2 separate regions of the Homo sapiens genome follow, and region 1 is linked to region 2. Evidence: chromatin contacts called from ENCODE Hi-C or POLR2A ChIA-PET data. All regions are on one chromosome and are shown on one strand. Each heading gives the region's core, a stretch centred on a gene start or an enhancer-like site at or near the end of the contact. The rest is flanking DNA. Distances are from core to core; before and after follow the strand shown.

What was found. Hi-C counts contacts between places; a loop is a spot of excess contacts on that map. ChIA-PET counts read pairs that join two places held with the same protein, here RNA polymerase II (POLR2A). Pooled maps may share reads with other maps.
Region 1: a loop to region 2 is called in a pooled map, with 2.5 times the contacts of the local background. The contact joins the enhancer-like site here to the promoter of PTGFRN in region 2. A Hi-C loop is called at or near these places in 1 of 168 maps with a recorded cell type or tissue (K562) and 7 of 50 pooled maps. POLR2A ChIA-PET finds 5 or more read pairs at or near these places in 2 of 52 experiments (GM12878 and K562).

What each region holds. Positions count from the first base shown.
Region 1 is chr1:116,812,768-116,819,766 of GRCh38, forward strand. No RefSeq gene overlaps it. Among named protein-coding and RNA genes, the nearest start is that of CD2, 62 kb to the left of the region's middle. RefSeq lists an enhancer at 4,880-5,174. Within about 2 kb of position 3,829, at least 3 of the 41 ENCODE cell types and tissues checked have a DNase peak (open chromatin) inside an H3K27ac peak, as active enhancers do.
Region 2 is chr1:116,904,988-116,911,420 of GRCh38, forward strand. It overlaps PTGFRN (prostaglandin F2 receptor inhibitor), which reads left to right and starts at 4,929. Exons shown (of 9, transcript NM_020440.4): 1 at 4,929-5,265. The coding sequence starts at 5,217.

The sequences.
Region 1 (6,999 bases), core at 2,579-5,078, 93 kb before region 2:
GAGCACATCCTCTAATGGCCTCCTAGAAATGTTATAAGGGAGTGAAATGTTTGAGACTTGCATATCTAGGAATGTGTTTATGCTACTACCCTTACACTTGATTGACAGTTTGGCTGGGTATACGATTCCAGTTTGCCAATCATTTCTCCTTAGAATTGTGAAGACATTCCTCCACTTTACTCTAGATTCTGAGCTTGCTGCTTGTTAGCCTATAGGATTTCTGATTTTAGGATCTTCTCTTTTTCCAACTATAAAATTTCACAATGATGTGCCTTGGTGTTATAGTTCTGGGAACTCAGAAAGTCCTTTTCAATTGGGAGACTCAGATCTTTCAGGTCAAGATTTTCTTGTATTACTTTCTTGAAAAATTTATTATTCCATTTTATCTGTTAACTTTTTCTAAAATGCCTACTAGTATAATGTTTTACTTCTTGCATTGATTCTCTAAGTTTTGCATTTTTTCTGCTTTTTTTCATATCTTGATCTTTTTGGTTACTTTCTGAAGATTTCTTCAACATTTTCCAATATTCTGCTGAATTTTTATTTCATGATATTTTTACATTTCCCATAGTATTTTTTAATTTTTTGAATGTTTATTTTATATTTTTCTGGTTTCGTCTTACGGATGTAACATCTTCTGACGTCTCACATGATACTAAGCCCAGGGTATTCACCCTGCTCCACTTCTCTGTTACTAAAATTTTGTTACTAAAATTGTCTTTCATGGCGAACACTTTCCTCAGATCCCTTGTGATTCTTAGTTATCCATTTACATTTATCAACAAGGAACTAAAGAGCTGATTGTGTGCACAGGTGGAGCTTGCTATCCAATGGGCTTCACTGCAGTGCTATAAGGTAGGAGCCTGGCCATTTTGCTGGGGAGCCTCAAAGTGTCAGGTCTTTTCTCTTGGTTTCTCCATAGAGGAATCCTTCTGCCTGGGAGATATAATTCTGGAAGCGAATGTTCTGCGAATTGAGAAAGGAAGGAGACTGGATGTCACCTTTAAATATAAACTTTTTCACTCGGTCCCCATTTTCAAACCTTTGTACTATATCAAACACATTCTATTAACAAAGCCCAACATTGAACCAATCAGCAAGGGAAAAATCCTCACAGGATCCAGCTCCAGTATAAACAGATAACTGGCACATTCACCCTTCCTTGGCCTGTTATCTCTGAGTTTGGAGTCTCTTTGTCAATTTCTTAAGCATAAGTTTTTGTTTCCTAGTGGGGTGAAGGAAGGGACCTGGGGTCTGTTTGCTGCTTACACGGACTGTGAATCGATGCTCCTCTTTTTATCTCCACCTCTTATCCCTAAGTTTCTGGTGCCTCTAATCTGTGAGTCTCTATGAGGCTCACTTGAGCAAATTGGCTTCCCATTATAGCTTCCCCTATTGCACATGGAGTTTCCTCCATGCTGCTATATCATTCAGCATTTGTCTACCCGCTTTAAGACTTCCAAGCTTTTGTTGACATCCTTTTTCTAGGGTCATCTTTTCTCATGTTTTCTTTGTTCTTGTGGATTTATGACTTTTACAAAAATTGTCATTTTATTGGAGTTCCAGATGGGATAAAGATAACTATTCCTTAAATTCCCCATGTTTAACCTACCAATCTTTTACTGAAAGTTTAAGTATTTATTCATAAATTAAAGAAAACTAGTTCGATTAAGCCGTGATTAATAACAAATCATTTTTAGTTTGGAAGGTATTTAATTTACTTCCATGGGTACAGACTTCTTCAAATCTTACTCTATAACTATCAAAGATTGGTCCAAGAAACACAAGCATCAAAATCAACTTATGGTATTTGTTGAAAATGCAAAAACATGAGCTTACCCTAGACTGTATGCATCAGAGTCTTTGGGGATTGGGCTAAGTACTCTGCATCTTAAACACATTTCTCAGATGATTAACAACTCTGAAGTCTAAGAACCACTGTTCCATTTTGTACTATTAATAAGTGATAGAATCTTTTGATTTGGCATTTTGGTGAAAAAGTACATTTTATTAGGAAAAGAACCCCCAAAAATGACTCTCAAATAATAATGTCTTATTTGTAGTTTTTTATCCATATCTTGTTAAGTCTCGCTTATTGGCCAAAACCACTATAAAAGAAAGCATCATCAGTCATCTGTTGTTTTGCTACCTGAAACTTAAGGAAAGAGTCTCAGAATTCCAGCTCCACAGATTCAGACACATGAAAATGACAACAAACGTCACTGCCTCCATTAGACTGGGGGTGAAAATGAATGCATGTTCCAAGGCCTTGATGAACTAAACTAATTATGCAAAGTGAAACCCTCCATTAGTCTTTTGTTCCAGTCCTAGTCTCTAGCTGACTGTAAAGTGGGAAATCAACCTTTATGGGTTCCAGGAAGGCCTGAAAAAGGTAACAGCAACCTTCCCCCCTCACCCTCCAGGCCTTGGCCACACAGCGACAGGTTTTGTTTTGTGGCAAAATATTTTGTACTCAAGATTATTACTTTTTCTTTTAAAATAGTAACATTAATGTTCTTTCTGCTTATAAAATTAATACATACTGACTGATGAAAAATTAGAAAACTGAGAAAAAAATGAGAAGAAAATAAAATTTACCCAAATCCCAGAGATAGCCAGTGTTAACATGGTAGTACATTCCCTTCTAGTTCTATTTCTGCACATCCGTGTTTTAACACAGTTAAGGACTTTGAAGCAGTTGTATACCCTGCTTTTTTTCTACTTCTCATTTTGTAAGCCTGTCTCCACATAAAGTTCTTCGTACACATATTTAAAGGTGTATAGCTACCCATTCATTTGGCCACTCCCCAACTGCTGGATATTTAAGTTGTTTCCAACTTTTTGCTGTTACAAATAACATGATATTCAGCTTTTTATATAAGTTTTGGCCCACATTTCTAGTTTTTTCCTAAGGATGCATTCCTGGAGGCTATGAATATTTTAAGGCTCTTGATAGAAGCTGTTACACTATTTTTCAGAAAAGTTCTTTCAAGACACTCTTTTCTACTAGCAACAAATGAGAGTGTTCCTCTCATTACAGTTTCAACAGCTCTAGATATTATAAATTTTTTATCAAAATAACATAGATTATTTTAAAAATCAGTATTCTCAAAAGACATAATAAAAGACACCAGTCCCCTGGCCTACCGTGCTCTGCCCTCCTGTTCACAGCCCAGATGCCACTACTCTTAATGTTTTTAGATTATTTTAGGTATTTACAATAATATGTTTATTTCATAATTTCAAAATTTTAGACATTATCTATTCATTTACTGCTGCAAAAGATTAGGACTTAGCTAATTTACATCAACTCCACACTTCCTCACTCTTTTCTTCTCACATCCTCCCAATAAACTTATATCGCTGTGTTTAAGCAAAGCAATAATAAATCTACAATTATTAAGTAATATAACAATAATATCTTGTTATAATTACCATTAATATATTTGTTATGTTATAATTAACAAAATAATAATTGTTGTAACTGCACAAATATTATTCAACACGTTGTATATTAATATTATGCATTGACTTCTCTGTCTCTTTTTCTTTAGGCTGGCATTTTTAATTGTGCTTTTCTTCTTGCATTGTTCTCCTTATAGTTCACATTTGGCACCATTACATCAAGTATTCTTTTAAGTCTCCCATTTTCCTAAAGATCTTCCTGCCAAAGTTCTTCATACTCATGTTTTAAGATGGACCAGGAATCAAATTATTATCTAAACAGAATTCTAATTAATCTAATTTTTAATTCTCTGACTCTGCCTTTTGGTGCCGGAAGTTTCTGAGCCTTGAGGTGCTGCGGGCCAGCCAGCTGTCATCCTGTCTGCACCCTACGGTGGCTCTGTGGGCACATCAAGCTGTGGTTTCTTCCAGCCTACTCTTTCAAACACCAGTTTGCAAGAATTCTGTTGAAATTTCTCACTCTCAGATAGCCCATATCCCAGTGATTCTCAACTCATGGTGAATTTGTCCCCCAGGGAACATCTGGCATACTGCAGATAATTTTCGGTTACCACAACTGAGTTGGGGTTGCTACTGGTGTCTAGTGGGTAAAGCCCAGTGATGCTGCTAAGCGTCCTGCGATACACAAGACAGCCTTCAACAACAAATAATTATTTATCATTTCAGTAGCTTCTCAGGATAAAGAAGAGGTTAACATGTATATTCAAATTGACATCTTTTTTTTGAGACGGAGTCTCGCCCTGTTGCCCAGGCTGGAGTGCAATGGCGAGATCTCAGCTCACTGCAACCTCCTCCTCCCAGGTTCAAGCGATTCTCCCGCCTCAGCTTCCCGAGTAGCTGGGATTACAGGCGCCCGCCACCACGCCCGGCTAATTTCTTTTTTTTTTTTTTTCTTTAGTAGAGACGGGGTTTCACCATGCTGGCCAGGCTGGTCTCAAACTCCCAACCTCAGGCGGATCCGCCTCGGCCTCCCAAAGTGCTGGGATTACAGGCGTGAGCCACCGTGCCCGGCCTCAAATTGACATCTTTATATCATTCAAGTTCTTGGAGATTGTTTCTTCAGTCATAAAATGAGATTGGTCCTTACTACTATTAGGACTAAATAAGATGATGTACAAACAGGATCCAAAGCATAAAATTTTTTCGAAACTAGTCAGAAGTTATTATTTTTAAAAATGTTTTGATAGTTTGGCAGATTAAAAATGCTACCTTGTTTAAATTTACATTTTTTGTACTGGTGAGGCTGAAATACTTTCATGTGTTTATTTTGCAATCTGCATTCATTCTGCTGTGATTTGCCCAAGTCTTTTGTTAACATTGATTGACAATAATATGTTTATTATTACCCACAGGCTCTGGCCCTGCCAGCATGTGACTGCAAAATACAGTCACATTTACTTTAATATTGAAATCACTCTGAATCACTACATCACAAATTAATAAGAAATTTGCTGTTTACCTAGGGTTTCTCTTCCCAAGTGACTGTGATTCCCCTGAGTTAAATGGCTGTCCTCGTCACTTGCTGCCCCCTGCTGGGAGAGCAGAAACTCACTCAACACTAGAGGGGCTGCACTCCATGGCTATCTGGGGACCTCCCCACACTTTCTTGGGATGGCCCCACCTGCTGGTCTCCTAGGCTTCCCACTCCACCATTTCACACCTGGTGGTGGTGATTAGACAACCACGTCAAAGCTCTGCAGGGCTGCAGAGATGGAGCCCAGCTGGACACCTTTCTCTAACTCTCCTAGTACTCTCTTGTTTTCACTGCCAGCTGCAAGAATTGACCAGATCTCCCAGATGAAGATGAATCCTCCAAGATATAATAAAGACCTCAGTATTCAAGTCATCTAGGAATGTCCCATATTGAAAATGCCAAAATCCCAAGTGATTCAGCTCTTTAGTGATATATGTGTGATTAGTAGTTTTATATATAACATTTGTTGAGCATTTATTATGTGCTACATATAGCACTCAGTACTTTACATCAATTGTTTCATATTTATTCCTCATTTAAATATTAGGAGTTATGCATATTATTATTATATGTCCTCTTCATAGATGAGACTTAGACAGAAGTAGGCAACATGCCAAAAGACACACCACCACAAATCCAATTTAGGACTGTCAGTCCTCAACACCTACATTTTACACAGTTAAGGGGCTATTTTTTTCTATTTGCATATACTGTACTCATTTCCTCTAAGACCTACTTGGATGGAGTAGGTTGCTTCTGGGTCCAGACTCTCTCCTTTTGAAGGTACCATAGTTAACTCCTTCACTCTGATCTCAATCAGAGCCACCCCAGTCCATCAACACACATTTATGTTCTTAAACTTCAAAGTGGGGCAAGTGGCGGGAGAAGTCAAGATCCTAATTCTCTTTTCCCAAAAGAAGATCCTCCTTTACTTAATAAATCCCATAACTACATAAGTTAATGATGCAAAGACAGAAGGGAGGCCCAAGTGCCCACGGATACGTTGGGAAAAAAATGGCATTTAACTCTTCCCAGTGGTGTCTAAGCTCAGTTCTTACTAAGCCAGTCATGTCTTATTACATAAGGTCACTGCTATTTTGTGTGTTCCTTTATAAAATTATTATTTTGTTTTTTTGCCAAGGGATTATGGTTTCCAAATGCTGCAAAATAGTGACTTTTTACCATTTTAGGTTATCTCGGCATCCATTTTGAATACAAGTTTAACTGTCTCATACCAAAATCAAAATCAGGTCTCAGACACCCTTGATACAAGTTTCAGTCCTACACTACACCCACACCCAAATGGCTCAAGCTGGTAGCCAGAAATAAGAACTTAGAGTCCTCTCTACCACCTAGCAGACTGGACTCCCCACTTTCCCACCGCTTCCTTTAAAAAAACCACTCAGGCGTTTGCCCAAGAACTGAGAGTCACCCACATCCTATTCCTTTATACATGCTGCTTATTGCCATGCACGTGTGCTCTCTCCCTCTCTCCCAACCCTTTCTTTCTATCTGACTCTTCATTCCTGCCTCATGAGACCCAGGGACAGGCTGCCCCAGGCTGGGTTTTTCCCATGATGTTGGGGAGAACACAAGGTCAGGATCCCAATGCTAGAGTGATGGAGGCATAAACTGGATCATAAGCCAGAAGTCGTCTGCCAGTATAAACAAGTTTCCCACATGAGGGACCCTTGCGGTCGTGGGTTGGGTAACTAGACATTAGGCCATCTGCTAGGTAAAGGGTATCCCATGAAAGGCACACTGTAAACACCTATGTCCAACCCCCCTTCATTTCCTGTTAGGGCAGGGTTGCTGGCCGCTCTGGTTCTAAACTCCAGTTTATCTAAGGGCTCTCAAAACACACAACCCCTGGGGAAGGAGCAGGGAATGGACAAGTTCAATGGACTCCATGTCTGTCTTAGTTTGCTGTTCCAGGGTCTTTAGTGTGGCAGGCCTCAGATGAGTACGGTCTCTAAATCAGAAAAGAAAAACAAAAGAAACCAGAAACATTTGGCCAGGAGTGGTGGCTCACGCCTATAACCCCAGCACTTTGGGAGGCC
Region 2 (6,433 bases), core at 3,679-6,178:
ATCAAAGTCTACTCCTCCCTTAAAGTGCAACACTTCAAAAACAACTGAAGACAACTCCTCAGAGCTCCCTGTTGTCTTCTCCAAGTCTTCCAGAAGAACCTCTTTCCATATAAGGTAACTCTTCTCCTGATGAGGGTTGCCTGATTTCACAGATAAAAATATAGAATGCCCAGTTGAATTTGAGTTTCAGATAAACAATGAATACATTTTTAGTGTTAAGTATGCTCTGTGTAATATTTGGGACATACTTATACTAAAAATATATTGCTTATTTATCTGAAATTCCAATTTTACTGGGCATTCTGTATTTTGGCTAGCAACCCTCCCTACTCTGGATGCATTTTAGTTTGTAAATGTTGTTTTTAAAATATAATGCTTAGAACTTAAGATAATATTCTAGTTGAACACAGAAGTGCAGCTCACGTGGGGTGAGAAAGGCAAGTGGGGAAATGGTGAAAGGAAGAGGACATCTTCATCCTCGTCTCCCTCCCTCCCCCTCCCAATTTATGTGTGAAGACTGGGATAAACTCCCTTCCTGTGAGGGGATAAAGGCCTCTCCTGGGCATAGCAGGTCAGAGACAGGGCACAATGTTGGCTCGATGGGGCACCCTTGGGCACCATCCTACTTGGCAGCCATGACCTTAGGTAAAGAACTTACTCCAACATCCATAGTGCCTGCAACTATTTCTAATGTGTTAGCCCCTCTTTTGCACAAGGGACTGCTGTCTCCATTCATTTAAGAGATACTTTCAGCCCAGATGATGGCATATTTGCAGAATACAACACATAATGGCTTGTGTCTCTCTTATCCATTTACCTTTCTTTCAATTCCTTTGCTCTTGTGGTTTCCATCTCCTCCCCGTCCTTCACTGTATTCCAGGTTTTTCATGCATTAAATTAGATGATAAGCCCCTCCAGGGCAAGGGCCCTGTCTGCTCGTAACATAGGAAATAGCCTCAGTCTTGGGGAGAGCTTTTATTGCCAAAGGCTCACCTCCATCCAATTCCTTATTTTCTCCTCACACTTCTCCACCCCAGTGTTCCTGCAGGCGTGATGCTATGTGGGGTAGCTTCCCAGGGAGGCACTTTTGGCCTGGTGGAGGTGGAATCTGGAACAGTTCTAAGTCATTTAAGAACACTTTCTCCACCATGTCCCACTTCAGTCTTTTAGGGCTGAAGAAAAGATGGGGAGAATTGATAGTTGGGTGGTGACGAGCAGGACCAGCCCTCAGGCAGGACCCTGCTTAGCCCATACCAAACAGATGAGGTCCCTTGCTGTTTTCAAACTTGTCACATGAGCATTCTACAGCTTCCCCACTAATCTCACCAGTATTGCAGGACTCTCACTCGTGGGGAAATAAAGGCCTCCTCTTCCCACCCCTCCCTTTCTAACTTTTAATTTCATTTTCTAATTCTATAATATAATCCTAAATTTCTTTTTGTTTAGTAATCTCTGTTTAACTTTAACTGGGAAAATATACATCTGGACACAGAACAAGGAAGACTGTGAGTGAAAATGATTAGTGGAATGAAACGGTGCCATGGAATATACTCCTTCCCCTGAGCCCCTGCTGAAGTAGGTAGGGGTCAGGGTCATTTGGAGACTGTGTGCGTGTACAGGCTGCCAGAGGTGGCAGGGCCAACAACTCCAAGTCTAGGTGAGTCTTAGAACAATCAGCAATTTCATTCACTGGGAACCTTTTAACATTTTCATTCACAAAGTTAAATAACATGATGATGTTTTTGCCTGATCTCAGCAGGGAAAACTTGTTTGGCGTAACAGTATGAGGACTCTTGTGAGGTTTTAGGGGTATCACCTGCAGAAAGACATGTGTGACCAAAAGACCATAATGTCGGACTGCTGTGACCAGTGCCCCTTGGGGGCACTATGATTGGAGAAAAGAAACCCATGTCGGTACTCTCCTTGGGGGTGGGCGTGAATCAATTAGAATTGCTGGAGAGTGAGTCTTCCTGCCCCAGGCAAGCCTATAGACTAAGATAGGAGAACAACTGGTTGGGGCAAAAGCCTTACCTGTATAGAAGGTTACTCACTCTGGTAAATAAATATCTTTCATAGTAAAAGCATCATCAGATTCCAGAGTCATGAATTAACAAATTGTGCCAGTCTGCTGTGTTTCTTCCTTTATCCATTGGTAGTCAGGAAGGTGCAAAGGGTGTGGTGGTTATAACCAACAGTCTAGACTTATTAATTTATGCTTATTTTTTGCTACAAAAGTGGCTCTTTGGTTAACTCCCATGACATTTAACTGCCAGCCACCAGCAGGCTACCCACTTCAGTCCTCATTCTACCTGCCTTACCTAGACAATTTTATTTATTCTCATCATTTCAATGGTTAACCACTGTTATTTCCATGATTGTAAGATACACCATTAATTTAATAATACCTGGGGGTGGGTGAGGTGAGAAGAATCTCTATCATATTAAATACACAACATCTATTGTAAGCTTATCCTTACACTCCACAGCTAAAGACCTACCAATTTTTCAAGACTCGTTGCATAGTCATCCCCTCTGTGAAGCTTTCTCTGACAGCCTCCTCCTGGACTGGCCGCTCCCTTGTGGTGTCACAACTCTACCTTGCATATGCAATCACAATGCACAAAATGTCGACTCCTCAAGGGCAAGAACTGTCTGCTTCATCCCTGTACCCCCAGGATCTAGCCCAGTGTCTGCCATTAATTCACTCTATAAATATACATTGGGACCTACCATGTGCTAGGCACAGTCCCTGACACACATTGTTTATTAAACAAAAGAATTTTTAAAACATCTACTCTGCCATAAGGTGGGATACAAGGTGAAAATGTGACAGCCTCTTAGGCCCATGCATTATTAGACAGAGATGGGGGTAGTGTATACATTTTGCTAAACTGAATGTGACCAAGTGCCACAATGTGTGGTTCAAACATTAAGCGTTCTGGGTGGTTAAGAAAAGGAAAGATGGAGGATGAGCTGAAATCTGAGCTTCTGAAGGTGCCAGGCCTCACATTTCTCTGAAGCTCCACTACCTTCCAAGGCCTAACATTAGGCTTGAATTCAAGGTTGATTGAATGAAATTGGGAAACTTCCCTGCGAGATTCTAGGGAAGAATTGGGATGGGGAAGAGAAAGGAATTACAGTGTGTATGAACAGAACCAGGAAAGGCTTGGCGGCAGAAATAAATTTTAAAAAAATTATTGTGTAAAATGTACATAGCACAAAATTTACCATTTTAACCTTAAAAATTTTTTTTTAGAGACGGTGTCTCACAATGTTGCCCGAGTGGTCTCAAACTTCTAGCCTCAAATAAAAAAAAAAAAGAAAGAAAAAAGAAAAAGAAGAAAAAGTGCCAGCCCAGTGGCTCAGACCTGTAATCCCAGTCTTTGGGGAGGCCGAGGCGGGAGAATCGCTTGAGCCCAGGAGCTCGAGACCCGCCTGGCCAACATAGGGAGACTCCAGTGTCTACAAAAAATAAAAACAATTAGCGAGAGTGTGGTGGCACACATCTGTGGTTCCAGCTACTTGAGAGGTGGAGGTGGGAGGATTGCTTGAGCCTGGGAGGTCAAGGCAGCAGTGATCCCTGATCGCACCACTGCACTCCGGCCTGGGTGACAGATCCTCATTTTGAGACCCTGTCTCAAAAATGAAAGAAAGAAAGAAGACAAAACAAATAAAAACTCCTGGCCTCAAGCAACACCATCCCTGCCCCCCGCCTCCCCCTGCCCCCCCAACCTCAGCCTTCTGAGTAGCTAGCATTACAAGTACCAGTTACCAGGCCTGGCAATTTTAAACATTTCTAAGTGTACCATTCAGTGGCATTAAGTACAATAACGTTGCACCACCAGGAATGAATTTTTAAGTCTCTTTCCAAAGATACCTGGCTAATCACACATTTGATAGTGGGGAAATAAGAAACATTTGTTGGTTGAAAGACGGATGCATGAGAGTAAAAGCAGTGTTCTTCCCCAGTGTGGGCAGTTTCCGCATAAGCATCTGCGATCCGTTTTGCATGTGAATGAAAGCCCAGTGACGGGCAGTGGGCACCAGTGCTGCTCCTTGCGTGTTTGAATCATGCTTGCTAAGTTTCAAGCAAGGAATGCTCCATTTCTCCCAACCAAGTCGGGCCTTTTGTATTCAAATCAAAAGCACAAAACTCTATTGTAGGGGGAAAAATGAGTCTTTATTGGCAATCAGTGGTGTCCACTTAGAGCAATAAATATTAAGTCTTAAGAGTACATTCTATATGAAGTACTATAGCTATTAATACACTTGGGTTTTGTTTGTTTTTTAAATGGGTGTCTTTGTGGGGTGCTGTTCTAATCAGTGCCACAGGCGCCGAGGAGAGGGAGGGAGCTGGGTAAGGAAGGAGACAGGCCCACCCTAGCCACCGGGGAGTGGGCAGAGTCAGGAGAGCGGGGTTCTGATTTTGCCCCTTCCCTGTGAATCCTTGGGCACCTCACCGAAACACTTAAGGCCTCTGTATGGTAGAGGTTGGAATCCGTGGCCTTTAAAAGTCCTTTCAGCTCCTTCGCTCCTATCTGCATAATTTTTGGCATAGGCCAAGCGGCTGGTTGGTGGGGTGTTTAGCTCAGGACGAGAGGCCGAACGAGCGGGGAGTTGGCTGAGGATAGACTAGACACGCGTGGGTGACTCCAGCGTGATGGAACGCGGGGTGTCCCGGGATAGGGCTAAAGCGATGGGATTTCCAGACGAGTCTTTCCCAGGCCAACTTTTAAAGGTCGGAGGAAAGTTTCTCGTGGGGTGGGGGCCCAGAGGGGATGGCAGGGTGGGCTCCGACGCCTCCTCGCCTTTAAGCGGGTGGCCCCGGCTCTTCCTCCGTTACCTGGAGCGGGGAGGGGCTTGGGAAAGTTTGTGTTTGTTGCTGGCAAAGCGCCGGATGGGAGGCGCGGGCGGGCGCTGCGGTTCTTCCCTTCTGCTTTCGGGAAGCGGTCGGGGCTGCACACTCGGATCGGCGGGGCCGGCTCCCGGGCCCGGCCGGCTGGAGGAGGGAGGGAAGGAGGCGGGAGGGAGCGAGCGGAGCCAGGGGCGCACGTACGCCCCAGCGCTGGGATTTATCGGCTCGCGAGGAGAGCGGAGCAGGCGCGCGGCCCAGGCGGAGGAGCGCCGACTCTGGAGCAGCCGGAGCTGGAAGAGGAGGAGGAGGAGAGGCGGCGGGGAAGGAGGAGGAGGGGGAGAGTCGCTCCCGCCGGGCGAGCATGGGGCGCCTGGCCTCGAGGCCGCTGCTGCTGGCGCTCCTGTCGTTGGGTGAGTGTGCGCGGGGCTCAGCGGGGCACACGGGGACTGGCGAGGCCCTGGAGGGCTCGGCGGGGCGCGGCTGCAGCGCGCGGCCTGGGGCGCCGAGGGTGCCCGGGCTGCTCCCGGGAAACCCGGCCGGGGTGCGCGGGTTGTTCGGCCCGGCGGGGAGCGGCCGCGGGGCCGCCCGGAGCCTGGCGCGAATCCGCTCGGGCCCCGCGCGCGGGGTGCAAGTGGCCGCTCCGCCAGGCCGAGCCTCGCCCCCAACATGTGCCGGGGGGAGTGGCCCGGGGCCGTCTTTCCCCCAGGTCTCCCTACCTGTTGGCCGCCGGGAGCCCGGCTCACCTTGAACTCCCGGCCCGGAAGGTGCTGCGGTCCCGGCCCGGGTCCTCGGCTCGAGAGCGGAAATGTGAGCCTTTGATATGCCCCGCCATAGCCGCCGCCGGCCGGGTCGCTCTTCACCCAACCCGCGCGGAGTTGCCTTTCCAGGGAAGCGAGAGAATCCTCCAACTTCCTTCCACGAAGGTCACAGGGTGGCCCGGAGCGTTACAATGGAAATCGGCGGGCGAGTCCTGCCGTCATTTTCGTCGTGGCTAGATCTTCTGCCTCAGTCTTTTCTTTTAGCTTTTCTTGAAGCTGCCTAGCTGCGTATTTATACACAAAGACCTAAAAGCCTGGCTTCTCCAACTTTTTCTACCTGTTACTTTCCCTCCCTTACTATCCCCTCGTCTTCCACCCTCCGGAAACCCTGGGTGCCCCGTGAGGTTTTGGCCCAGCGCCCTCCCCCCACCCAAGGAATCTTTTGTGGGTTTTTTCCCTCTCCATTTTCCATTCACTCCATACACAGACACCATCTTCACGTAGATCCACATGGTGATCCTAGCCAGCCACGGAAATATGTTTATTAAGTGCCCACCATGGTACCCCAGGGCCGACTCTTAAATGTTTTGATATTCTTGGATCCTTGTTGTCAGTGTCAACCAGGACAAGATGATTCCTGTGACCTGGCCTGGGGTTCTCTTCCAAGCCCCTAGAGAAGGCGGCTCTGAGTCTTTCACAGAGCGCATGATGTGCGGTGTCCGTGCCATTCAGGTCCCAGCTGCACACAGGGCAAATGATTACTCTGCACTTATGGTCAGAGGGTTCCAGAGGAGGCCTTCTATAGCTACTCCCCTGCTGG